2 separate regions of the Homo sapiens genome follow, and region 2 is linked to region 1. A link is an interaction called in ENCODE POLR2A ChIA-PET data of the cell type or tissue named here. Cell type or tissue: OCI-LY7. All regions are shown on one strand. Links, peaks and the distances in the headings refer to the core of each region. The heading gives the core; the rest is flanking DNA.

Region 1 (12,844 bases), core at 5,222-9,221:
TTCTCAACATGGGAAGCCTGTCGAATTTCTCATAAAATCACATATGATCAGCTTCTCTTGGAGAACTATATTTTTCAAAGAATCTGATATGTTTTAAGGAAAAGGTGCATTTTTTTTTGTTGTTGTTATATGAGCAGGAGAACCATTGCATTACATTTAGTATTAAACTGCACACACCAGAACCTGGACTTTATTTTAGAAATAACTTATCATATGTAATTAATTTAAAAATAATTAATAGACTTTATTTTTTAAGAACTGTTTTAGGTCCAGAGCAAAACTGAATAGGAAATATAGAGGATAGTCCCCTTCAGCCTTCCCCCAACCATCAACCTCCCCCACCCCAGTGGTGTGTGTTTGTTACAATAGACGAACCAATATTTATACATCATTATCAACCAAAGGCCTAAAATTCAGTTTTGCTCTTTGTGTTACACCTTCTATGCATTTTGACAAACAGTATAATGACATGTATTCACCCTTGTGGTATCATACAACATAGTTTTAATGCCCTAAAAATCCTCTGTGGTTTACCTGTTCATCCCTTCTTCTCTCCCTCCTTCAGAATCCCTGGTAACAACTGATCCTGTCTGTATACTTTTATCTTTTCCAGAATGTTTTGTAGTTGCAATCTTACAACTTTTGCAACCTTGTCAGATTAACTTCTTTCACTTAGCAATATATGTTTCTTGTATTAGTTCACTCTCATGCTGCTATGAAGAAATACCCGAGACTGGGTAATTTATAAAGGAAAGAGGTTTAATTGACTCACAGTTCCATATGGCTGGAGAGGCGTCAGGAAAACAACCATGGCGGAAACCAAAGCAAACTTGTCCTTCACATCACGGCCAAAGAGAGAAGTGCCAAGCAAAGGGGGAAAAGCTCCTTATAAAACCATCAGATCTTTTGAGAACTCACTCACTATCATAAGAACAGCATGGGGGTAACTGCCCTCATGATTCAATTACCTCCCACCAGGCCCCTCCCATGGCACATAGGGATAATGAGAACTACAATTCAAGATGAGATTTGGGTGGGGATACAGCCAAATCATATCATTTTGCCCCTGGCCCCTCCCAAATCTTCTATCCTCACATTTCAAAACACAATCATGCCTTTCCAACAGTCCACCAAAGTCTTAGCTCATTCCATCATTAACTCAGAAGTCCAAGTCCAAAGTCTCATCTGAGACAAAGCAAGTCCTGTCTGCCTATGAGCCCATGAAATTAAAAGCAAGTTAGTTACTTCCTAGTTACAGTGGGGTTACAGGCATTGGGTAAATACACCCATTCCAAATGGGTGAAACTGGCCAAAACAAAGGGGCTACAGGCCCCATGCAAGTCTGAAATGCAATAGAGCAGTCATTAAACCTTAAAGTTGCAAAATGATTCTCTTTGACTCCATGTCTCACATCCAGGTCACACTGATGCAAGAGCTGGGCTTCTGTGGCCTTGGGCAGCTCTGCCCCTGTGGCTTTGCAGGGTACAGCTTCCCTCCCGACTGCTTCCATGGGCTCGTGTTTAGTGTCTGTGGCTTTTCTAGGTACACAGTGCAAGCTGTTGCTAGATCTCCCATTTTGGGGTGGGGTCTGGAGGATGGTGGTGCTCTTCTTACAGCTCCACTAGGCAGTGCCCCAGTGGGGACTTTGTGTGGGCCTCCAATTCCATATTTCTCTTCCCCACTGCCAAAGCAGAAGTTCTCCATGAGTGCTCCACCCCTGCAGCAATCTTCTGCCTGGACATCCAGGTGTTTCCATGCATCTTCTGAAATATAGGTGGAGGTTCCCAAACCTTAATTCCTTTTTGTATTTTATTTATTTATTTATTTAGAGACAGAGTCTCACCCTGTCACCCAGGCTGGAGTGCAATGGCATGATCTCAGCTCACTGCAACCTCTGCCTCCTGGATTCAAACGATTCTCCTGCCTCAGCCTCCCAAGTAGCTGGGATTACAGGCGCCCACAACCACACCCAACTAATTTTTGTATTTTTAGTAGAGATGGGGTTTCACCACTTTGGCCAGGCTGGTCTTGAACTCCTGACCTCAGGTGATCTGCTCGTCTTGGCCTCCCAAAGTGCTGGGATTACAGGCATGAGCCACTGCACCTGGCCTCAAACGTTAATTCTTGACTTTTGTGCACCCATGGGACCAACATTACGTGGAAGCTACCAAGGCTGGGGCTTGCACCCTGTGAAGCAACAGCCTGAGCTGTGCATTGGCCCCTTTTAGCCATGGCTGGAGCAGCTGGGACACAGGCCGCCAATTCTTGAGGCTGCACACAGCAGGGAGCAGGAGTTTGGACCCAGCCCAGGAAACCATTTTTCCCTCCTAGGCCTCTGGGCCTGTGATGGAAGGGGCTATTGAGAAGGTCTCTAACATGCCCTGGAGACATTTTCCCCTGTCTTGGTTATTAGCATTTGGCTCCTTGTTACTTACGAAAATTTCTGCAGCTGGTTTGAATTTTTCCCTAGAAAATGTTTTTTTTTTTTTCTACTTCATTGTTAGGCTGCAAATTTTCCAAACTTTTATGCTCTGTCACCTCTTGAATGCTTTGGTGCTTAGAAATTTCTTCTGCCAGATACCCAGATCATCTCACTCAAGTTCTAAGTCTCACAGATGTCTAGGGCAGGGACAAAATGCTACCAGTCTCTTGGCATGGCAAGAGTGAACTTTACTCTATTTCCCAACAAGTTCCTCATCTCCATCTGAGACCACCTCAACCTGGACTTCATTGTCTGTATCGCTATCAGCATTTTGGCCAAAGACATTCAACAAGTCTCTAGGAAGTTCCAAACTTTCCCACATTTTCCTGTCTTCTTCTGAGCCCTCCAAACTGTTCCAACCTCTGCTTGTTACCCAATTCCAAAGTCGTTTCCACATTTTCTGCTGTCTTTATAGCAGCACCCCACTATCCTGGTACTAATTTACTGCATTAGTTTGCTTTCATGCTGCTATGAAGAAATACCCAAGACTGGGTAATTTATAAAGGAAAGAGATTTAATTGACTCACTGTTCTGCATGGCTGGGGAGGCCTCAGGAGAACCATTATGGCGGAAGGCGAAACAAATATGTCCTTCACATGGCAGCAGGAGAGAGAAGTGCCAAGCAAAGGGGGAAAAGCTCCTTATAAAACCATTAGATCTTTTGACAACTCACTATCATGAGAACAGCATGGGGGTGACCACTCCCATGATTCAATTACCTCCCACCAGGCTCCTCCCACAACATGTGGGGATTATGGGAACTATAATTCAAGATGAGATTTAGTTGAGAGCACAGCCAAACCATATCATTTCTCCGTGTCTTTTTGTGGTTTGAGAGCTCATTTCTTTTTAGCACTAAGTAATATTCCATTGTATGGATATACCACAGTTTGTTTATCCATTCACTTTTTGGAGGACATTTTGGCCACTTCCAAGTTTTGGCAGTTCTGAGTAAAACTGATATAAACATTTGCATGCAGGTTTTTGCATGTATGTAAGTTTTCTACTCATTTGGATAAATATCAAGAAGCACAGTTGCTGGATTGCATGGTAAGAGCATGTTAAATTTTGTAGGAACTGCAAAACTGTTATCCAAAGTGGCTATACCATTTTGTAGTTTCAACAAAAAGGAGCAGTGGTGAGCAATGTTCTTTTTGCTCTACATTGTCTTTAGTAATTGGTGTTGTCAGTTGTTATTGTTTTGGATTTTAGCTATTCTGATAAGTATGTAGTGCTATCTCAGTGTTTCATTTTGTGATTTCCTATTAACGTGATATTTGGGCATCTTTTCATATGCTTATTTGTCATTTGTGTATCATCTTTGGTGAAGTGTTTGTTCAGAGCTTTTGCCCCCCCTTACTTTTTATTTTATTTTATTTTATTTTAAAAGACACAGGGTCTTGCTCTTTCACCCAGGCTGGACTGAGTGCAGTGTCATGATTCTAGCTCACTGCAGCCTCAAATTCCTGGGCTCCAGTGATTCTTTTGCCTCTGCTTCCCCAATAACTGGGACTACAGGTGTGTGTCATTGTGCTTGGCTAATCTTTTTTCAAATTTATTCTTTGTAGAGACAGGGTCTTGCTTTGTTGCCCAGGCTTGTCTTAGACTTCTCACTTCAAGCATTCCTCCTGCCTTGGCCTCCCAAAATTCTGGGATTACAAGTCTGAGCCACTGTGGCCTGCTTATATGTCCATTAAATAATTGTATTTTTAATGTTACACATTAAAAAAAAAACATAGAGGCAGGTTCTCACTGTGTTGCCTAGGCTGGTCTCCAACTCCTGCCCTCAAGCAGTCCTTCCACCTCCACCTCCCAAAGTGCTGGGATTACAAGTGTGAGCCAGTGCACCTGGCCTTGCCCATTTTTAATTGCTTGTTTACTTATTATTGAGTTTTAAGAGTTTTAAAAAATATATTTTAGCTAACAGTCCTTTATCAGATATGTATTTTGAAAATATTTTCTCTCAGTCTGTGACTTGTCTTCTTATTCTCTTGAGAGTGTCTTTCACAGAGCAGAAGTTTTTCATTTTAATGAAGTTGAGCTTAACAACTTTTTTTTTGTCATGGATCATGTTTTTGGTGTTATATCTAAAAAGTCACTGCAAAACCCAAGATCATCTAATTTCTTTTATTTCTCTTCTAGTAGGTTTATAGTTTTATGTTTTATGTTTAGGTTTATGATCTATTTTGAGTTAATTTCTGTAAAGTATATTGTAAGGTCTTCATTATGATCTATTTTTTGTTAATTTTTGTAAAGTATATTGTAAGGTCTTCATCTAGATTCATTTTTTTCTACATGTAGATGTCCAGTTGTTCCAACATCATTTATTGGAGACTCTCCTTTCTCCATTGAATTGCCTTTGCTCCTTTGTCAAGTATCAGTTGACTATATTTGTGTGCGTCTATTTCTGAGCTCTCTCTTCTGTTCCATTGATCTATTTGTCTGTTTCACCATACCCACTGTCTTGATTACTGTGTAATTAATTTTTAAAATAATAATTAGTAAACTAAGTGTTAAGATTTGAGAAACAAGTTATCTCAAGCCAATTTCTGTTAAGTATGAGATAATGTGATGTTTTTTAAAAAATACATTATTTGTAATTATTTTAGCAAAATTTGTATGCAGCGGAAACAGTGTCACAATGGAAATAAAGAAAATGGTAATATTTCCACTTTAAAAGAACTACTTTTATACAAAGTGGCTCATTTTGGGTTCAAAATGGCTCATTATAAGTTCATTTTAAACTTATAATGTTTTAACTTATAAAATTTTAACTTTTAAAATTTTACATTTTTAAAACTTAAATGACAGTTTAAAAAGTTTCTTTTAATCTTCTAAAATAATATTGTTTGGAACTTGCTGCTTTTTTTTACTAAGAAAGAAAAGATAACTACTTTTCTGAAGTGTTGCGTGGTGTAAGTCAGTGTCTAATAAGCACATTTGTGAAATGAATTGAGCTAGATATTGGGGAATGCTAATAAATACATGGCACAGGTTTTTTTTTTTTTTTTTTTTTCGGCCTTAAAGAGCAATTCAGGAAAATTAACCAGTAATATAAAGTAATGTGTAGTAAGCATAGTGTGGATGGCAGTGTGTTGATCTCACTAAGAGGTTAGTATGTCTGGTAAGTGTAAAGTAATACTTTCACACAGCTGGTTTTTACTCATGGTATGTTTAACCTTGTGTCAGAAACGTAACAAATTTACATAAAAGTTTTTAGGAAATTATAATGATTATCAGATATAATCAACTGTTATGATATATTTTTATATCAATTTTATCCAGGTCTAAATTACTTAAACTACCCATTTTAAATGGCAGTGTGGGCTAGGCATGGTGGCTCGTGCTTGTAATCTCAGCACTTTGGGAGGCTGAGGTGGGCAGGCACATGAGTTCAGGAGTGCAAGACCAGCCTGGTCAACATGGTAAAACCCTGTCTCTACTAAAAATACAAAAATTAGCTGGGCATGATGGTGCATGCCTGTAAACCCAGCTACTTGGGAGGCTGAGGCAGGAGAATCGCTGGAACCTGGGAGGTGGAGGCTGCGGTGAGCCAAGATACCAATATGGCTCCATTCCACTCCAGCCTGGGCGACAGAGCGAGACTCCATCTCACAAAAACAAAAACAAACAAAAAAAAAAAACACAAAAACCACGGCAGTGTGATAAGTTTTGATAAAAGAATACAGCTTTACAACCACCACCACATTTATGATTTGTTTATTGCTGTCACCCCAGAGAGATCTCTTGTGTCCTCTTGAAATCAGTCTCCCATCTCTGTTCCCAGACAATTGCTGATCTGCTTTCTATATTTTAGATTGGTTTACATTTTCTAGAATTCTTAAGAATGTATTTTGCTTACTGTAGAGGATATATTTTTCGAAAATTGATGGTAAAGTGAATTTTTGTAAAATAAACCTTATGTTTTATTATCTTAAAATTTCTAAGATGCTCATATAAAGTTCAGTTGGTATTATCCCTGACATTTTTGGTTTTGAGTTTTCTGCGTTGTCCACTCTCTGTAATAATTTAAATCTGGATTACATATAACAATATGTAAAACCAACTGATGGCACATTATATTGTAAAGCAAGGTATCCTTTTGCAGTTACCTCCCTCCTTGTTTATTTTTAATGTTGATTAACAATTTGAAGAATAAAAGTGTACAGATCCTATTGTATTCATAGACTTTAATTCAGTCCTTTTTCCATATAATTGTCACTCAGTAGACAGTGTAACCTCAATCTGTAAAAGGCCATTTGCCTTGTCCTTATGCCCTCCTGCTCAGACCTCTGGGGATGGGAAAGTGAGGGTGGATAAATAGCTCTTTACTTCATAACATTCTGTTCTCTGTGACTCCTCTTACACATGCATGGTCTATTCTGAAAGCGTGCTGAAAAGTAGCTGTTGATCTCATGGATAAAACAGCCCCACTAGGATGGGATAGTAGAATCTTTTTATGATTTTTAAAATAAAATGTACTGATTGTTCATACCTTCATACAGAAAAGAGTTAATCCTTTGCATACAAAAATGAGCGTTTTCTGGTTTTGCCCAGAAAAGTTCTGTTTCTAGAATTTGTGCTGCGTCATTTATTAATCATTTTGAAACTAGATCTAAATAAAAACCAAACATTATGAAAGTCATGTTTGCTCCACTAAACATTTAAATTTCGACTTCATTTGGAAATCCTACACTCACATAAAGAGAAATAATCCTAATCCAAATTTATCTATAGTCAAACTGTGGGTAAGTAATGTTCTAAAAACTGAATTCTTAAGTAAATGTCATTTTGGGGTGATAAACATGGATCTGTTAAGAAATCCTGAAGGTCTACATTTGAACACTGCCCCACTGAAGGCTTCAGACAAAGGACAAAATGTTTCAGGAGTCAGTTTGAGAGACAGTATATGTGAGATGAGACTGAAGAACAATCAGAGCGACCAACCTGAGATCTTATATTTTATATGACTATTATCCCTCTCAAAACTAATCAGTCAATACTCTGTTTTTTTTTTTTAAGTTAAAAAAAGACTTTACTCAGATTGTTTTTGGAATTTCCTCATTTTAGGGGATTGTCTTCAGAAGCACAGACATATCCCATTCAGCCTACACTGAATGGTGGGTTAGACACTGTCCTGTCTTCAGCAGGGTAAGTCAGATGCAAGAACAGACATAAACAGTTACCTGCGATACAAAGCAGGTTGTGCAGCTGTGCTGATAGTGGCATGTGTAAACTGCATTGGGAGGGAGGAGTTAATTCTAGCTTGGCCATCATTAGGTGACGCTATTTAAATAGCGCCATGAGTGATGAGTTGCATTACAATTTTAATTTATTTTCTTTGTGTTTCTGAAGCTGCATTTACTTTAGAAAATTCAGCAAACCAGAAAAGCACAGAGAGAAAAAAATTCTAAAATTACCATTCATATTTTCATGTATATTTCATTGTTTTGTTCTTAGCTGTTTTTGACCTGTCATTTTTTTATTTTATAATATGAACATTTCTCCATGTCCACTAAATATTTTTCTACAGCATCATTTAAAATGACTACATAGTCTTTTTAACTATCACAGATAAAATGTAATTTATTTAACTAGTCACCTATTGCTGACCGTTTAGATTGTTTCTGTGTTTTACTATTACGTAAAACACTGTCAGAAACATCTTCATGAACATGACTGTTTCTTTTAAATTAAAACTTATTTTGCCAAAGTAATACATTCACCTAGTTTAACATTTGAATAGTTGTTAAAGGCCTATTAGAAAATACAGTGGTGGCTGGGCTCAGTGGTGCACATCTGTAATCCTGTTACTTTGGGAGGCCAAGGCCGGTGGATCATTTGAGCCTAAGAGTGCGAGACCAGCCTGGGCAGTATGGTGAAACCCCATCTCTACCAAGAAACAAAAACAAAAAACAAAAAATTAGTCAGGTGTGGTGGCGTGTGCCTGTAGTCCCAACTACTTAGGGTGGGGGCTGAGGTGGGAGAATCTCCTGAGCCCGGGAAGTCAAGGCTGCAGTGAACTGAAATTGTGCCACTGCTCTCCAGCCTGGGATATGAAAATGAGACCCTGTCAAAAAAAAGAAAGGAAAATACTGTGGTCCTTTCTCTAGAGGCAGCCTTTTATCTGTTTCCTCTAGTCATTATATATCTCCACATTGCTAAATTACATATATACACATTGCTATCTTTTGAGTTAATTTATTTTAGACATTGTTGACTTTATGTTATGGTCTTTGAAGATTTTTCACTATTACACAGCCATCTCTTTCCCTCACATTCCCAGTATAGTTAGATTCCAATTTTTGGCTTAGTGTTGCATTATTATATTATGTAGCTATTATTCATAGATGAGCATATTGTAATTAATTCTGATGAAAAGTTTGCTTCTGACTTTTCGTATTTCATGAAATTAATAATGCCTTGTTTTTTCATTTGCTTTGCTTTTTGTCCCTCTTAATAATTCTTCCTATACCTTCTATGAACTACTTATAATTTTCCATAAAGGGAATTGCATCAGATAATACATTTCAATTTTTTTCTTGAAGACATTCTTCCAGCACACTTCCATTCTCCTCCCATTACATTCTCTAGACCTGCCTCTTCTGGGATTTTTCCTTGCTCTTAACCTAGGAACTTCCTTTGCCTTTTCTTGGATCTCATAGTGTTTTCCTTCTTGTCTTACTCTTACATTTTTGTTTATGTTTCCTGTAGTATTCCTGAGAAAGGTTTTGTGACAGAAAAAATATCTTTATTCAGTTTTCTCACTTGATTGATAATTTGCTTGAATAATTAAATTCTAAGTTGGAAGTAACTTTCCTATAGGTTTTTGGAAGGAAATGCTTATGTTCCATTGTCTTCCAGCTTGCTCTTGCAAAGTCCAAGCATTTTTGATTCCTTTAACTGTAGAAGAAAACTGAGTAGAAGAATGTCTGGGTATAAGGATGTCATATTTTAAAAACTGTAAAGATGAGGAGGATGAAGAGGAGATTCAAGGCAGAGGGACTCGAAAAGCCAGGTGACAGCAGGTTGTCCACTGTGGTAAGAGAATGAAGGCATCTATGTCCATGTGAGGAGAGTGTGGGATATAGTTGGAACACAGTAAATTGAGACTCTATATTGGAGACCCATATATGGAGCTTTAAATTTGTTTTCTTTTCTTTTCTTTTTTTTTTTTTTTTTTTTTTTGAGACGGAGTCTCGCTCTGTCGCCCAGGCCGGACTGCGGACTGCAGTGGCGCAATCTCGGCTCACGGCAAGCTCCGCTTCCCGGGTTCACGCCATTCTCCTGCCTCAGCCTCCCGAGTAGCTGGGACTACAGGCGCCCGCCACCGCGCCCGGCTAATTTTTTGTATTTTTAGTAGAGACGGGGTTTCACCTTGTTAGCCAGGATGGTCTCGATCTCCTGACCTCATGATCCACCCGCCTCGGCCTCCCAAAGTGCTGGGATTACAGGCGTGAGCCACCGCGCCCGGCCTTTAAATTTGTTTTCTAGGCATTATTTCACCTAGCTATCATCAGCTATGTGAAACTTTCTTTGGCTTATGGCAGGCAAAATGAATTGGCTTCTGATTTATCCTCCCTTAGTATTAATACTTTACATGTGCCCATGTGCATATGTACTCATATATGTACACACACATTTTTATGTATCTATATGCCTGTCTCCCCCATTAGACTACATCTTTGGGGTTGGAGGAAGTGACATAATTAGGTCTGTGTTAAGGGAAGTACAGTAGATCAGTTCTTAACATTCCTGGTGGTTGAGGTGCCATTGAAAACTGCAGAATGGATACCAGGAAGAAAGGATTAAAAGGAGAGAGAACAGAAGGTTATTTCAATGCCTAGGTTTGAAGAAATGAGCATATGATGAACTAATCTACTGGGAGAGGGAGGGATACTACTTCAAATAATTATATTCCGATTATTCCCATGAGTCTAATTATTTTTAATTTTGGAAATGCTATGTTATTTTTATATATTTATTACACTTCTTACTTTAAATTTTTTCCCTTCTTGGTCCATTCCAGAATAGTCTGAAACAATTTTAACTCTTGCTTTATTGATTTTTTAAAAGTTGAATGATGTTTTGTTTACACAGCTGATGATTAATAGTAATGATGATCTGAATGAAATACCATCTTAATTCTATTTGGTTAAAGAAAAACACAAATAGAGAATTGTAGATGAAAATAATTTGTATATATCTTATATTGTCATTTCCTAGCATTTTCTTATTCTGAGCAGATTCGTTGCCTGAAAATGTTAACTTTGATTTTACCAGAGTCTTTCTTAAGTAGATAAAGTTTGAAATAGTATGATACTTTTCATTATTGTTTGAAAACAATGAACTTTTCCACAAATTTTCAACATTACAAACAGAGACTTTTCACCAAGATGAATGATCACTCAGAAAAAGTAAAGAACTAGTTAAAGGTTTTGTTGCATGTTTGTCACTGATGGATTTCTCAAAAGCCAGGCTATGTATTTATACTTAAAAAGATGTACCATATGACATATCACATATTTTGAAAATAACATCCCACTGATGAGTCTTTACTTTCCAAGATGCTTTTAGACAGGCTGATGCTCCACTAATGATAGGAGACTAATGTCTTTTGGAAACTTTCATGATGCTAATTACAATTTATTAAGCACTTACTCATGCCAAGCCCTGTGCCAAATAGTGAAGGGACACTGTCTCATTTAATAATAACCCTATTGGGGTGGGTGTTGTTTATTATTAGATGAGAAAATTGAAGCATAAAGAGGTTACATTTCTTGTCTGAGATCATGCATGTAGCAGGCAGCAAAGCAGGGAATGTTTATCTTTGCTTTGTGTATCTCTTCATTCTTAAGCTTGCTTCTTTCCACGTTATAGGAAAGATCTTAAGGAATATTAATCCTGTAGTGGCATCACATATGAACGGTATTTCTCACCTGTCCTATCATCAGATGACCATCTAATTTACTAATTTCTTATAGTGAGTAATTTCTCAGATTTTTTTTTGATCCTTATAAAACTGAACACCGTGCATTGTCTACTGTGCTTTCACAAATGAAAATGATGGTCCACTATAAGATTATTATTTGCGTTTAAAAAAAATTCTTGTTTAATGAGAATAGCCGAATTTTCTTTGAAAAACTTTCTGTACTTACTAAGACAATATTAGTATCCTAGTTTAATGTGTGTGACTGATATAGTTTTATGTTACTTACTTTTTATATTATTCTTTCACAAAAAATACAAAGCCTCCCCCAACTGTTGTTTCTCCTTAGTGCTAACTTTAAGAAGTCACACATGTTTCTTCCTGAACACCCAACAGTTTGGTATTCTGTCAGATGTTTTGCAGGGCTTTAGCAAGTTGTTACAGTGAATGTCTCCAAGAAGCAATACATTAGGCAGAGCACTGCAGAGACACCTGTAGAGATCAGCACACCTGCCCTCAAGCAAAAGACAGTAATTAGTTGCTCATCTTCCCTTGCAAACTTCCCCAATGTTGTTGTACATGAAACACGTAGATCACAGCAGTGCTGTCATGAGCTCCGCACTGTTGGAGTTGTTTATGCCCATTCAATTTTTAATGTTTCTATAAGACATTTTGATGGGAACCCTGAGCCCAAAGGGATTTGCATGCTTGATCAAACTTGTGATGATTTGAATATAGAAATAAAGAGAAACCTTTGAATTACTTTGACTGTTAACTTTTAGGACCGCCTTAGTGGAAAACATTCACATGATACTTGAGGCAAAGATGTGTTTGATCACCCTTTACAACTTTTTTGTTTCTTGACAGCAGGTATAGCGCCAGTAAATCTAAACAAGTTCTTTAATGCTTATAGATCCAAGTGCATGTGAATATCTGTATAGCATGGTCTGAATATTTTAAAAGATGATTTTGTACCAATCACTTTTATTGAAATTAAACCAGTCAAGTACCAATCTTTTAGTCCTGCCACATTGTCATATATAGTTTATATTATTAAAGAATGAGATGATAGGCGATTGAACTTTAGTAAAATACAGTAGTATATATGAGTTGGATATATTGGGGCCAGATAAATTATCACTTAAAGTACTTGGATGCCTTTTGATATCATTGTTTTAATTTTAACACTATATATGGTCTAGATACCATAAGGGATAAAAGCTAGTATTTTACCAAGTGACCTTTCAAGTCGTTTCTAACAGCTGGGATTCAGTTCTTTGATTATATTTGTGTAGGTTATTAATAAACAGCTTCAATAGAGTTTCATTACTGTTTCTTAAATTATATTGTTTGCAAAATGCTATCATTCCTAATATCATAGCAAATTCCATTCACATTTATTCTGAGAAAAAATAACCCTAGTAGTGCCTTGT
Region 2 (12,844 bases), core at 5,981-9,980, 170 kb after region 1:
TCATCTGTAACATAAGAGGGTTATACAAAATCACTGCTAAGGGCTATGGTATATGTGCCTATAATCATCATTTTTTTTTTAACTATATGGGTATGTTCAACCTTTTTGTACTTCTGCTTTACTTTCTACCACCCTGAAACCAAGAAAATGGTAGAGATAGAGGAAGGATTCAGTGTGGTTAGAAATCTTAACAAAATGGTATACACCCCCTTCCCCCCAGTGCTTTGATTTTAATACAGTTCTTCAGAGCAAATATTTGCTGATTTACCTAATGGCAGTGTTAGTATTGCTTTTTGTTTACTACCTTTCTTTGAATGACATCAGGCTTTTGGTAGCCAAATGTTGTGCTGGGCTAAGAATGCATCCACACGAGCACTGAGCTCCCTTATATGTTTGCTCTTTTTTCTTTGTAAGTCTTCTTCCATAAAGAAATATAATATCAGCAGAAGGGGCTTTTTGTTGTGTTTTAAAAATCCATCTTTGGCTGAGTGAGTGACTCACGCCTGTAATCCCAGCATTTTGGGAGGCCAAGGCAGTGATGGGAGGGATCCTAAGCCCAGGAGTTCAAGACCAGCCCAGGCAACATGGCAAAACCTCGTCCTTACAAAAAATTTTCTAAAAAATTAGCGAGGTGTGGTGATGTGAGCCTCTAGTTCCAGGTACTCGGGAGGCTGAGGTGGGAGAATCACCAGAGCCTAGGAAGTCAAGGCTGCAGTGAGCCCAGATTGTGCCACTGCACTTTAGCCTGGGTGACAGGAGTGAGACTCTGTCTTAAAAAAAAATCCATCTTTGAATAACCCCTAAAGTATGTTAACAGTATATACCCGTAAATGATAGTGATAGGCTCTCTCTGGACCTCTTGAATCCCCAGTCAAGAATAATGTTGCCACAATGACCCAGGCTTCTTTCAGAGAAATTGTTTTGCGAAGGTATGGAGATGTGTGACAAGAACAGATTCCCAACAGTAGCTGTCTCCCTCCTGTTCCCCGCAGGTCTTCCCTCTTCCCTTTCCCTCCTCTTTCCTCCCCACCTTCCCTTTTCCTTTCCCCACTTCGTCCTTCCCTTTTCCTTCAAGGTTTATTAGGGGGAGGAGAGAGGTAGAGGCTGAGTATTTCCATAGTGTACAAGCCCTGTGAACTGTTCTGTGTTTTTCCCTGAAGGTTTTCTCCAGCGCTCCTGTCAGATTTCCCTAGTTTCAACCTAACCCAACAAAATGCAGCTGTACTCAAGTCAGCTACTGCCTTTTCCAGAACTTATTTGGACCTTTTTGATGCCCTGCCAAATCATACAGTTAACTTTGGACTCTTGTGGAAGAAGGAGAAAAAGTTAAGCAATTGCCACAGAATTAGGTGTTGGAAAAAGCTTTGTTTCCCCACCTATATTTCTGATTTTTGTTCCTTTCCCCCTTCCCACGCCTTACCTTATCTTAACCCTCAGGACAACCTCTCTAGAAAGCTCAACTTTTCCTTCAGTACCCACCTGAAAGATGGAAGAAATGGGAAGAAATGCACTCACAGATACTCCCCTCTGCAGATTTTACAAAAGCCTGACTTGATAGAGAAGGAGACTAAATGAATATTAAACATAATTGGCAATAGTAAGCAGTTAAAGGTTTTTCAATAGAGGTATTTTTTCTTTTAAAGCAAAATATTTAGTAATTTCAGTAACTTGAGGCTGCAAAATTTGCTAACAACAGGCAATCCCCTGATAAATATGAGGTTGTAAAATTAGAGTAAATTTGTTTATATGTGGGACAAAAATATTTTCAGTTGTAACAGAAAATTATTTTTGAAAAAGAGGTGATACTGCTTAGTGTTTGATCCAACATGACAATTTTCCTTCAAGATTCTTATGAAAGTTTCTCTGCCAGAATTTCACACATATATATTCAGAGATAAATGTTTTTAAAAGGAAGAGCTTCCTTTAACAGAATCACAGCATCACTTTACTCAAATTAAGTACTGGTGACTTGCAAAAAGTAGTTTTTAGTCTATGTTCACCCACAAATCTGAAATCAGTATGCATTTTTATATATTTTTCTCCAAATAGATTTCTTTAATTCAGTGAGCAACATTTTAATCTGTGTGAGGCTTTGATTGTTCTATTTTGAAACCTTACGGAGACATAATAACAATGCTGATAAAGTATACATATGGTTTAGTTAACATTGTTATGTTATTACTTTAAAAATGAATATGATGTTATATATTGCTGAAGCTCCAGGTAATAGACAGCCATGGTATATAGCTAATCTGAGAGATTGCTCAGGTTCTCAGAGGACAGAATTAATGGATCTTCTTTGGAGTTATGCCTCCTAAAATACACTTTTAAACTGTGCTTAAACGCATTCATGGAAATACCCCTTTCTTAAAATGTTAAGGATGTCATTCTTTCCAGAAATGTGTATTTAATTGTACACTCTAAAAATATAGAGACATTTTGCTTGTGTTTTTTCAGTAGAGGAGATTGTTTGGTAATTAGAGATTATTGTTAAAGAGGCAAATTATTTTGAAAATATACATTTATTGAGAGGAGATCTGGGAATGTAAACTAGACAGAGAGGTTACATCTAAAATTGTGTATTACCAATACAGCAGCAGTTTAGTAAATTGGTATATAAACAAGCATCTGTTGCAGGAATGTAAGAATGACATCATAAAGGATGTATGGAAAATTTTAATTGAGAAAGAGTGATGCACAATTGAAGCATGACTTTAAGTCTAAATTGATTTTGCCAACAGAGTAAAAGTGGAATTCTTTTAAAACATTCCAATAATGTAAAGTATTTAAAATGTAATGTCCTGTTAATGTACCTAAAAATTAGACTCTAGGTCATCCAATAAGAGTACTGCTTACAGTAATACAGTCTATGTAATATGCAATTATCTTGACCATAGTTTTATTTTTCAACAATTTTGTCATAAAACAGCAGTAAGATACAATGAACTTGATTCATTTTTTTGTGTGAATCATTTAATAGGCCATTACATCTACTATATTAGACTCCATTCTCCTTTCAGAGCTTTTCATTATAAGGCTGTCTTTAATGGAAAGAAGTTTAACCTTTCCTCCCAGATAGAGTGAACCCCATAACAGTGTAAACATTCTCATTATAAAATAAAATCCCCTTCCCCAAGGGCAGTGCTATAATTATGTTGCAGAGCATTGTAGGAATGTTTTTCTTCAGAAATGCTGTCTCATTCTTGCTCTCAAGTTTTTATCATTTTCAAACAATCTATAATATTTTTAAATTATAGTTTAATAAAATGCATATGATCTAGTTTAACATATTTTGAAGTTATTTTAATCAACTTTGCAAAGAAATCATCAGTAAAATTGCTGTTGATTTATAAATAGGATAATTAGAGGCTTTCCTCCTAAGTACTGTTCACTGGCATTGTGGCTGTTTTTATTGCCTAGTCAAACCTCTTCATTCAATTTTAAAATTGCCTTTTGAATGAACTGCACTATGTGCTTGCCAAATAATGTCACCGTTAATACTTTGCCTCCTCTATTTCATTGTCCAGTCTGCAAATGCACAATAAATTGTTTGATAAGGGGGTCAATGAGGTTTGCTAGTTTTTTAAGTGAATTATAACCAAACAGTTCAGATTATGTCACACTCTTATTGTTATGGTAGAGCTGTGTTTAAAAGATAGCAGTACAGTACTTTGGTTCACTTTGCACTGTTACATCAAGAATATATCCTGTACAAATCAGGATAGTGTGGTTCTTCAACAAATCGCCAATCTTTATATCGAGAAAAAAGAAAAATGCCACTTTGAGATGTATAGACTTCACCCCTTGGGAAGGGGGTTGCTGAAATTGACAGGTTCTTGGTTTGCAGAGACAGCCTGGTTTCTATGTAAATGTGTTAGAACAAAGATTTAATAGGATTATTTCAAGATAATATTTTTATGAAGATGCCAAAGGAAGTATTCATTGGAAGGCCTAAGGACTATATGTTGTTAGTATGAAAATGCTCAGCTGGTCAATATTATCTGTTCCATAGATAGCAATTATATTTCCCTAGGTGTGTGGACTCATTGGCTATTTACTATGAATTGTAAGAGGTGGTTTTTCTACCCTTTGACTTGCAGATAAAATCATAATGTCTTTTTGGGTTTACTTTCATGAGAAGGAAGTTGAGATTTTCTTAAATGCATATCTTTCTGCTTATGCAGAATTGCTGAGTGTTTTTGAGAAATTTAAAAGGCAAAAGTAAGAAACTTTGTGCTTGTTGCATCTAAAAGCAAGTCTGTTTGTGTGTGTCTCTCCCTTTGTAACAGAAGGAATGTTTCTTATGTTTCTGTCTTCAGACAGTTGGCACACATTTCATCTCAGCAGCTGCTTTCTCTTAAAGTGCAGTAGAGTGTAGGACTATAGTGACACCAGCATTAATACTTCACATTCTGCTATCATATGCTGTCACTGGGAAATATGGATCTAGGTTACATGTGTTTGCAGACTTTGTACTGCTGAATTATGAAAGCTGACTCTGTTGGTGGATTGTGTTGTATTCAGAGACTGTGAACTGAACAATAAATGAATGCAGTAGGCTGTTTAGAGTGCTATAGCATGCTTTCCTTTCAGGGACTAATTGAGCCTGAGCTTTAAAATTTAAAGTGCCAAATTGTGCTGGAAAATACCTTAAAATAAACATTAAATAATTTTTGTCAAATGGCATTTTTATATGCTATCTTTGACTTTAAAAATTTTTTAGATCCTCATTTTTTCTACTGTTGCATAAATCCTTGCACTTCAGATACGTAAAACAATAAGCATATTGCAGACGATCAAAGAAAACTTTTTTCCCATTCAGATAAAAATTTGCAAAGAAAATCATTGTTAAAATTGCTTACTATGGTTGTAAAAATTAAAATAATGTTTCAGACTTTGTGTCTTTTTATAAACAGTTTAAAATACAACAGCCAGGACAGAGCTAGTAAGATAACAATCATTCTTTTGCCTTTGTGTCTGAGCTATGCCTACACACACAACACACAGGCACATACATATATATTTGTGTAGATAGACACAACCATACATATATATTAATTTTTTAGTTAATACAATTTCTGAAAAAGCAATTGCTGATTTATAAACAGAATGAGGATAGCACATAGGATAATATAATATCAAAATAATAGAGCATGAAATGTGCACATGGGAGAAATGTTTAGGTAAAAACAGATTTATAGATCAGTATCTGGAGGTATAGATAATGGATGCTAAGTGGCTAGTAGCCTGTTATAAAGGATGGATGGTGAGTATTTTCATGTCTTTTGCATTTTACCACAGATGAAATTTATGTGGCTTATTTGTAAGTTTGATTTGGGTCTATCTAACTTTTGGAGTTTAATTGAAATTTTATTGTAAACTTTGCTTTGCAATGTGCAGAATGGGTACTGGGACAGAGACTTTTTCTGACCTATATTTTTTCAGTTGAAAACTGCCTTGGGAGTCATTGTGTATCACAAAAGCCACCCACTTATTTCCATCTTGCCCTACATGGCACTGGTTTGAAGTAGTGAAATACATTTAGTGAGGTAACATAAAGGTCTCAAGTTGTGAAAGTGCAAATTTGTAAATATATAGGATTCTTAATCTCTCTTTTTTTTTTTTTTGGCTTTTTGAATTCTAAGATTCTTAGTTTTTTAATCTATTGTTTATATTACCTGGTTTTTATTTTATTTTATTTTTGTAGTTTATTATTTTTTTTTAATAGACCGAGTCTCACCTTGCTGCCCAGGTTGGTCTTGAACTCCTCGGCCCAAGTGATCCTCCTGCCTCAGCATCTCAAAGTGCTGGGATTAGTGGCCTGAGCCACTGTGCCCGGCCTGTGGTTTTGCTATGTGAGAAAGAAAAAACTTCCTACCTTGATAGCACAGTATAAAACAGTGGTTGTGACAGTGCTGCTAACTTGTATAAAGTTTAGGATTATGATTGGTTTTAAATTTTATAATTCCTGTTTTTCTCTTTTTCTAAGAATTGGTGTCAAAAAAGATACACTTTTTTCCCCAAAGTAATGTGAAAAATTTGCATTGTCCCGTGTTGTTTTCACCTATTAAGTGAGCAGACTGTTTGCCTTTACCCAGAGGGGTTCTGAACACTCTCGAGTCTGCAGAAATCATGTTGGTAGCCTGGAATGATATTAATAATTTTCTGTCTGTCCTGTGGCATCAATTTATCATTCCATATGTCCTTAATGTGACCAGGTATGTGGCATTTGCTTGCTCTTTTTCCTTGTGGAAGTTTATTTCTAAGTGACCCATTTAAAAATCCCTTCAGTTTGGGACTGTGCACCTCAGGTGAACACCACTTGCCTATCTCAAGAAGGCACAGCCTAGGAGTTTGTTTTCCAGTGCAGTGATTTGTGTAGTGCCCTGATGTGGTGTTCATAAGGCATTCTTTCTTTTCTTTTTTCTTTTGAGGTGGAGTCTCACTCTGTTGCCCAGCCTGGAGTGCAGTGGCGCAATCTTGGCTCACTGCAACCTCCACCTCCCAGGTTCAAGCGATTCTCCTGCCTCAGCCTCCCAAGTAGCTGGGACTACAGGCACGCGCCACCACGCCCAGCTAATTTTTGTATTTTTAGTAGAGACGGGGTTTCACCATGTTGGCCAGGATGGTCTTGATCTCCTGACCTCGTGATCCACCCGCCTCATCCTCCCAAAGTGCTGGGATTACAGGCGTGAGCCACTGCACCCGGCATACATAAGACATTCAATTGAACAGTGCATTATTTGACAGAGCAGTTGCCTATCATTTATGTTCAAGAAGTGCACACAATATATTCAGGACTGACACAACTGTCCAGTAGCACTTCATTTCTGGTTCTGTCTCAAATCACTGCTACCTATGGACATTTGGCTATGTTTGTTGAAAAGATGAGCTCTTGCCGAAAACAGTACTGTCTGAGGTTGGAAATCTAAAATGCTGCTGTTAGCTGATTGCAAAAACATAAAACACATCAACAGTTTTGGCAGTAGAATTAAATGTGTGAATGAATTGAATAAAAGGTGAAAACAGCACTTCTCTCTTAGCCATGGTTCTATGCAATTGGGGCCATTAAACACAGTTTATAGAGTCCTATCACTACTTCTTTGTAAGGGCTACAGTGACCTCAAGTTCCCTTTGTGTTTCTCTTTCTTTTCCACAAACATCTATATTAAAAAAGGAATCCATTAAATAAAACTTCTGAAAGTGCCTTATAAGATCAAAACACATCCAAGGAGCCAATACTTGAGACCTTGAAAAGAAATTAAACATTAAATTTGGGTTATTCCCATGCTTAATTAAAGTAGAATGAGTTGGATATAGAAGTATATCTTGTCATGTAATCAGAAAAAGTGACGCTTTTAACATGTGAGTGCGTGTTACGACCCAGATTAGCTATGTAGCATTCTCTTAAAAATTCACCCTTTCTTATTCTCGATTTCTCCTAATATGTACACATGTTCTGACTTCCCATACATCCAGCATCTTTGGTGACTTCATTTCCCGTAAACTTTATTACCTTTCACAAGTTTCATGTAGAATTTTTTCTGCTTAGATGAGTAAGGTAGAATCAGTGAGAAAGCTCTAGATTGTAACTATCAATTATAATACTAATTACAAAACTTATTCCGTATTGCTTACCTCCTCAAAAGTTAATTGCGCTTTCCAACCTCAAATGTTGGCAAAACTTGAGCTTTTCACTCTTTGCAACATAGCATATGTCAAAAATAGCTGTACTTCAAGGAGGAAACTAAGGCAGAAGTGATTGGATAATTTAGTTGTGTCACAGAGAGTTAAACGTCTTTTTTATTGAGGTAATGATCATCATTTATGATGGCTGGTTCTGTGCTCATCTGTAGCCTCTGACACATTTTTGGAGAACATTACTAATACTCTGGATATAATCTAAAGTGTTTGCTATAGTGAAAAGATCTCCAGCCTGGTGGTTGGAGTTGCAGCAGTGTTACTAACTGTCTGCGTGTGGTCAAGCCCCTCATTTAACCTTTTACGGCCTTAGTGTCTGAATCTGTAAAATGAAATCATTGAGCTGGATTATATCTCAAGTTCCTCTAAGTTTCAAAATTCTGTCATTTTATATTTCTAATTAGAAGCTTGGCTTTATCACAGTTACGCAAGATTAGAAAATATATGAAGTCCAAAAGTTATTGTTTATCTTTAATCATCCCAAGTAGTAAAGCTCAAATATTTTTCAGTTTTAGAAAAATGATTTTTAAATGAGCTTGGAAAGTGCTCTGTGTTCTTTAGTTTGCATAGCTAGAACAGAAGAGAGAGGAAAGTAGATTTAATAAAATCAGTCACAGGTTAATATGATTTTTAACTTTTGCTTTTCAAAAAATCTTCATGTAAATTACATATTTCAGTGTGTTATTATGTAACATTAGTTTTGTAATTAGTTATCTGTAGCCAAAATTAAAAATAGGTGTGACCCCTCCTTCTCAACCCTGCTCCTAAATTCTTAAAATCAATCATGTCAGTATTTTAACTCATGCAATTTTATAATTGTTTATATTTACATTGAAATAAGAGATTCATATCCCCTTTTGGCTCATAATTCATCATTGTGTGGTTGGTTGTTCAACAAATCAAATAGGAGCATGTTCTCTTTATTGCTATTTGGTATACTCAAGAGTGAGTCCTGGACTAGGTGGCAGGGACCTGGTTACTTCCCAGCTCTGCTATTAACTACCCATGTGACTGGATAAAGTATTTAATCAGTAATGGAGCTTCAGCCTCCTCATTTGTAGAATGGGATGATATACCCTCTTCCTGCATAGGGCACAATGCCTTGCGGAGTCCATGAGTTTAATAAATGTACGTTTCACTCAACACAACTGAGTTGTGGAATTTTTGTCCTAAGTTCTCCCCATCAAGGTTGGGAGTTGGGGGATATGATTCGAAGGAAATAATTGTTTGGCAGTCTTTTTTGTATGTTAACTTTAATTTCTCCCTCCAAATAAGATGGTAGCTTTTGAACCGTTATTTAGCTAAGCAAACATTTTTTCAAACGTTATGTTATCAGAAGTAGAGCTGATTTTGTTGGAGCAGGAGGGGAGACCCTACCAGGTTGCTTTCTCCTGCCCACTCATGTCTTTCTGTAAACCCAGAAAGGGCTATGCAGAACTTCTTGGGCTCTGTAAACAAACTTTTTGAAAACGATCGTGGATCCATAATTGCACAAAATTATTTGTTCAAAAGGACATAATGAATATTTAGAATGACTCCCTTGAAGTTGATCCAAAACTTCTTGTCATGATATGACTTGGGCTGGAATATAATTCCATTGCATCACCTTTCTTTCACAGGAGAGTAAAACAGATTGCTTGCCAAATCTATGTTAATCAGCATTTTTGTTATAATTGCCAGGATATTCAGTTTACAGAAATAAATAAATATATATGATATATATATAAATATATAAAATATATATATGTTTAATCCTTAAAGGTCTTAGTTCACATTTTTATAGTGAGTGAGAAGTATGTTGGGTGACAATATATAGCTGTCCATTTTGATTGGCTATGTTGTTATCAAGTTGCAATTTCCAATTAGCTTAAAAAGATCAGATAATTTATGCATACAGTGCTGTTTGACGTGAATAAAGGTTATCCCTCTCACAGACCTCACCCAGGGAAATCAGTTTTAATGGCTACTCATTTGAGTCTAAGCAAAGGTAGAGAAATATGGCCACAGAGCAAAACTTGTAACATAAAATCCCCCTGTGTCTGCTTCAAGATGTCCCAACTAAGTTTTAAGCTCCTTAGGAGTCAAGATCTTTGCAGGAATAATAAAGTGTAAGTGTAGTCTATGCTCACTAAATTTAAGTCTTGTCTTTAACTCTTTTAAACTCTACGAAAGTATTTTCTAGAATGAAAAGCCTGTTATTAAGCCAGACAAAGACCCTAAGCCTGTCATGTACATGCTGAGCACTCTCAAGTTAAAGGAACCTTGTGAAGGCGTTTGGCCTGGCTCTCTGTTGTCTGATTCTGTGTTGTGGATTTCTGTCAAGGTTTTGAGGACAGGCCCCTTTCTCAAGGAGTGGTGCAATTCCTGCTTAGCTTCTAAACAGACTTGCTTCTTGCTGCCCTGCCTGACTTAGAACTGTGTTCTGCCTTGCAGTTGACATCAACTGGTTGAATGACCTTGGACAAGTCAAGTTACTAAAACTCTCTGAGTCTTAGTAAATGAGAAGACGGACTAAGTGCTCGAATCTAGTTTTAAAATTCTGTGAGTCTTCAAGATAGCCTATGTAACTGAAAATATGTATCCTATCTTTTGAATTGTGCTGGTAAGAAAGTAAGATTGTCTTTACACAGACACATACACTCTGACACTCCTTTACACTGGGATTTGCTACAGTGAAACCAAAAAAATTAGAGATATAAGTTATAGGGAAAATGTGAAATACACCTCTTTTCTGCTTTTTTTCTGGGCATCGGATTCCTATTTTTCCTCCACATAAAACTGACTGAGCATAAGCAAAGTAAATACTAAGTCTCATTCTTGATCATTCACAGCTTGAACTTGGATTGAAGTTGCTTGCTCTCTGATCCAGAGTTTTTGGATGCATGGCTTTTCGTGTGAGCAAAGAAATAAACATACTAAAAAGGTTGTAGAAAATTGTAGATTTAGTAGAATCTCTGAGATGATTTACTCTGGGGCTAGGTTTAGAATGGCAAACAGATGCAAAGCTTTTTCTGGCCTTAATTTTTGAGTTGGCTTTATTCTTGTCTACAAGAGGCCTAGATTCTTGCTGTTCTCCTCACCCCTCCCTTTTTTGTGCACTTCTAAGATTTAAGAGTGTGATATGTCTGAAAAAGATTTGTTTGATTAGAAGAAAGTATGCCCAGAGAATATTGCCATATTATCTTGTATGATTCATTTTATTAACTTGCCACCATCCAAGGCAGGAGGACAGAGTATAGAATTTGACATAGGCAACATTCAGCCTCCCAGAAATTTAGAGAAGATGTTGGGCCTTTCATCTCCGCTAGATGGCCATTGAGATGAAGGCTTTTCCTGGGAGGAGGTCCAAAATCATCTCAGATGTGTAGGTTTTGGAGATGATTCAAAAGGGCTGCTTCGTGGAACGTGAGACATTCCCAAGGTCAAATCAGTTTATTTAGGCATGATTATCAGTAAACTACATGAAAAGAAAAGCGAGTATCCATTTCTGTTAACTTTAGCCTTTTCTGAAACCATGTGCCCAATCTAAAAAAGGGTAGTGGTTGTGAAATATAAAATTCCATGTGTTTTTGCATAATCGGGATTAATTTTAAATAATTCATCACATAATTTACACAATAAAAAAACCAAGTTTTCTTTTAAAAATTAGCGTATTGTTGAGATAAACATCCCCAACCCCTATCCCCCTCGAAACTCTATTTTGTTCCTAAGACTGATATTCCTTCAAAGGGCAAAATGTTCCCATGTTATTTATTCCAATGGAGTAAGAAAAAAAAAAAAAACAGTGGCAGTATGTTTATTTTAGTAAGGTTTTTTAAAGCATTTTATGTCCTTTTAACAATGTTTTATTTGTTTTATTGTAGATTTTTGATCCTCTGTCCCATACCTGCTATTAAATGAAACTATATAGCTTTAAGCTAAGCACTTTCACAAAGCCCTGTAAATAACAACCCTCTTTTCTCATTTAAAGCCAGCAGGACATCCCATCATGACTACCTCTTAATTAGATGATATTTTGATCTGTGTTCCTATTCATTAATGCTTTGTTTTCTAGTGTCATGTCATGGTACGGTTTACTCACTAATACAGTTTTGTGACATATTCCTACAAGAGCTGGACCAGAGGAGTCCCGGTTTGGCTCAGGGTTTCTGATATATTGCTTGACATAATTTCCAGATTGATATATGGGTTAAATTACATAATACTGGAAACGTATAATTTTAAGAAATAATCTTTAACAAAAGTCATGTTATATAGTAGAAAAAGATTGACTTTAATACATTGATTATCTAACTTCCAAAACATTTTTACTCCATTTGCTCTCCCTGAGATGGTCTATTGTGTTAACACAGCTCACTGTGCTGCTGGTTCTGCAGTTTTGTGCTTGGTATTTTTTTGCTAATATTTAATGCAGTGCATTTTATGTTCTTCCTTTTATTTCATTTTATGTTGTATTGTGTTATGTATTTCACTGCTGGATCTAAATTGGGGAAGGGAATCCTGCTTTGTCCTTGTACTATAATGAAGATAGAGTTTGTTAATATAAATGTAAACTGCTGTCTTAGGTGCATCATCACATGAAGACTGTTTCATAATTGAATATGTTGGTACTAGATACATTTAGAAAATTAGAGTCCCTAAACACCTACTCACAGAGAGAGATGAACTTAATGGTTTGTTGTATACAGTTTCATTTAAAAATATTTTAGAAGAATGACTTATTTGTAAGAATATGTAGAGTGCAAAGTAATGATGGTAACAGTGGAACAGTTAAAGGAAAAATATATGTAGCAATTACATTCAACATTTATTAGGATCTTTGTTCTTAGAAAGTTAGATATTTTTGAGAATTTCAAAATATGGGTGGTAAAATTAGATTAGATTGAGAGGGAGAAATAAGTTTCCAGAAGCACGTTAAGGACACATTACCTACTTTAGTAAACATAACTATAAAGTGTATTGCTTTTTATTAAATTATCTGCCTTCACAGAGCAATAATATTTTTTAATGTATAGCGTTAAAAATGATGGGATGACAGCAATTTCAAATCCATTTTCCTCATTTTTCTAAGTGAAATGGGGAAATATATATGAATATATCTTCAATTAAGAATGGAAAAGATTATTTTAAATAATGCAGCTGC

The links. Peaks named below come from ENCODE experiments on the same cell type or tissue, not always from the same donor. Only the 100,000 strongest peaks of a DNase experiment are listed, where the experiment ranks them.
Region 2: POLR2A ChIA-PET joins it to region 1 with 5 read pairs; 2 of 35 experiments call an interaction of 5 or more read pairs at or near these places.

The regions. Positions count from the first base shown.
Region 1 is chr2:144,243,406-144,256,249 of GRCh38, reverse strand. All of the region lies in intron 1 of QTMAN (queuosine-tRNA mannosyltransferase), which reads left to right. Among named protein-coding and RNA genes, the nearest start is that of QTMAN, 83 kb to the left of the region's middle. RefSeq lists a silencer at 1,602-1,802. In OCI-LY7, for the core only: a CTCF peak has its summit at 7,834; a DNase peak (open chromatin) is centred at 7,709; H3K27ac peaks cover 578 bases.
Region 2 is chr2:144,069,834-144,082,677 of GRCh38, reverse strand. The region is part of intron 6 of QTMAN (queuosine-tRNA mannosyltransferase); the gene reads left to right. Among named protein-coding and RNA genes, the nearest start is that of QTMAN-AS1, 140 kb to the right of the region's middle. In OCI-LY7, for the core only: no CTCF peak of the experiment used is centred there; no DNase peak of the experiment used is centred there.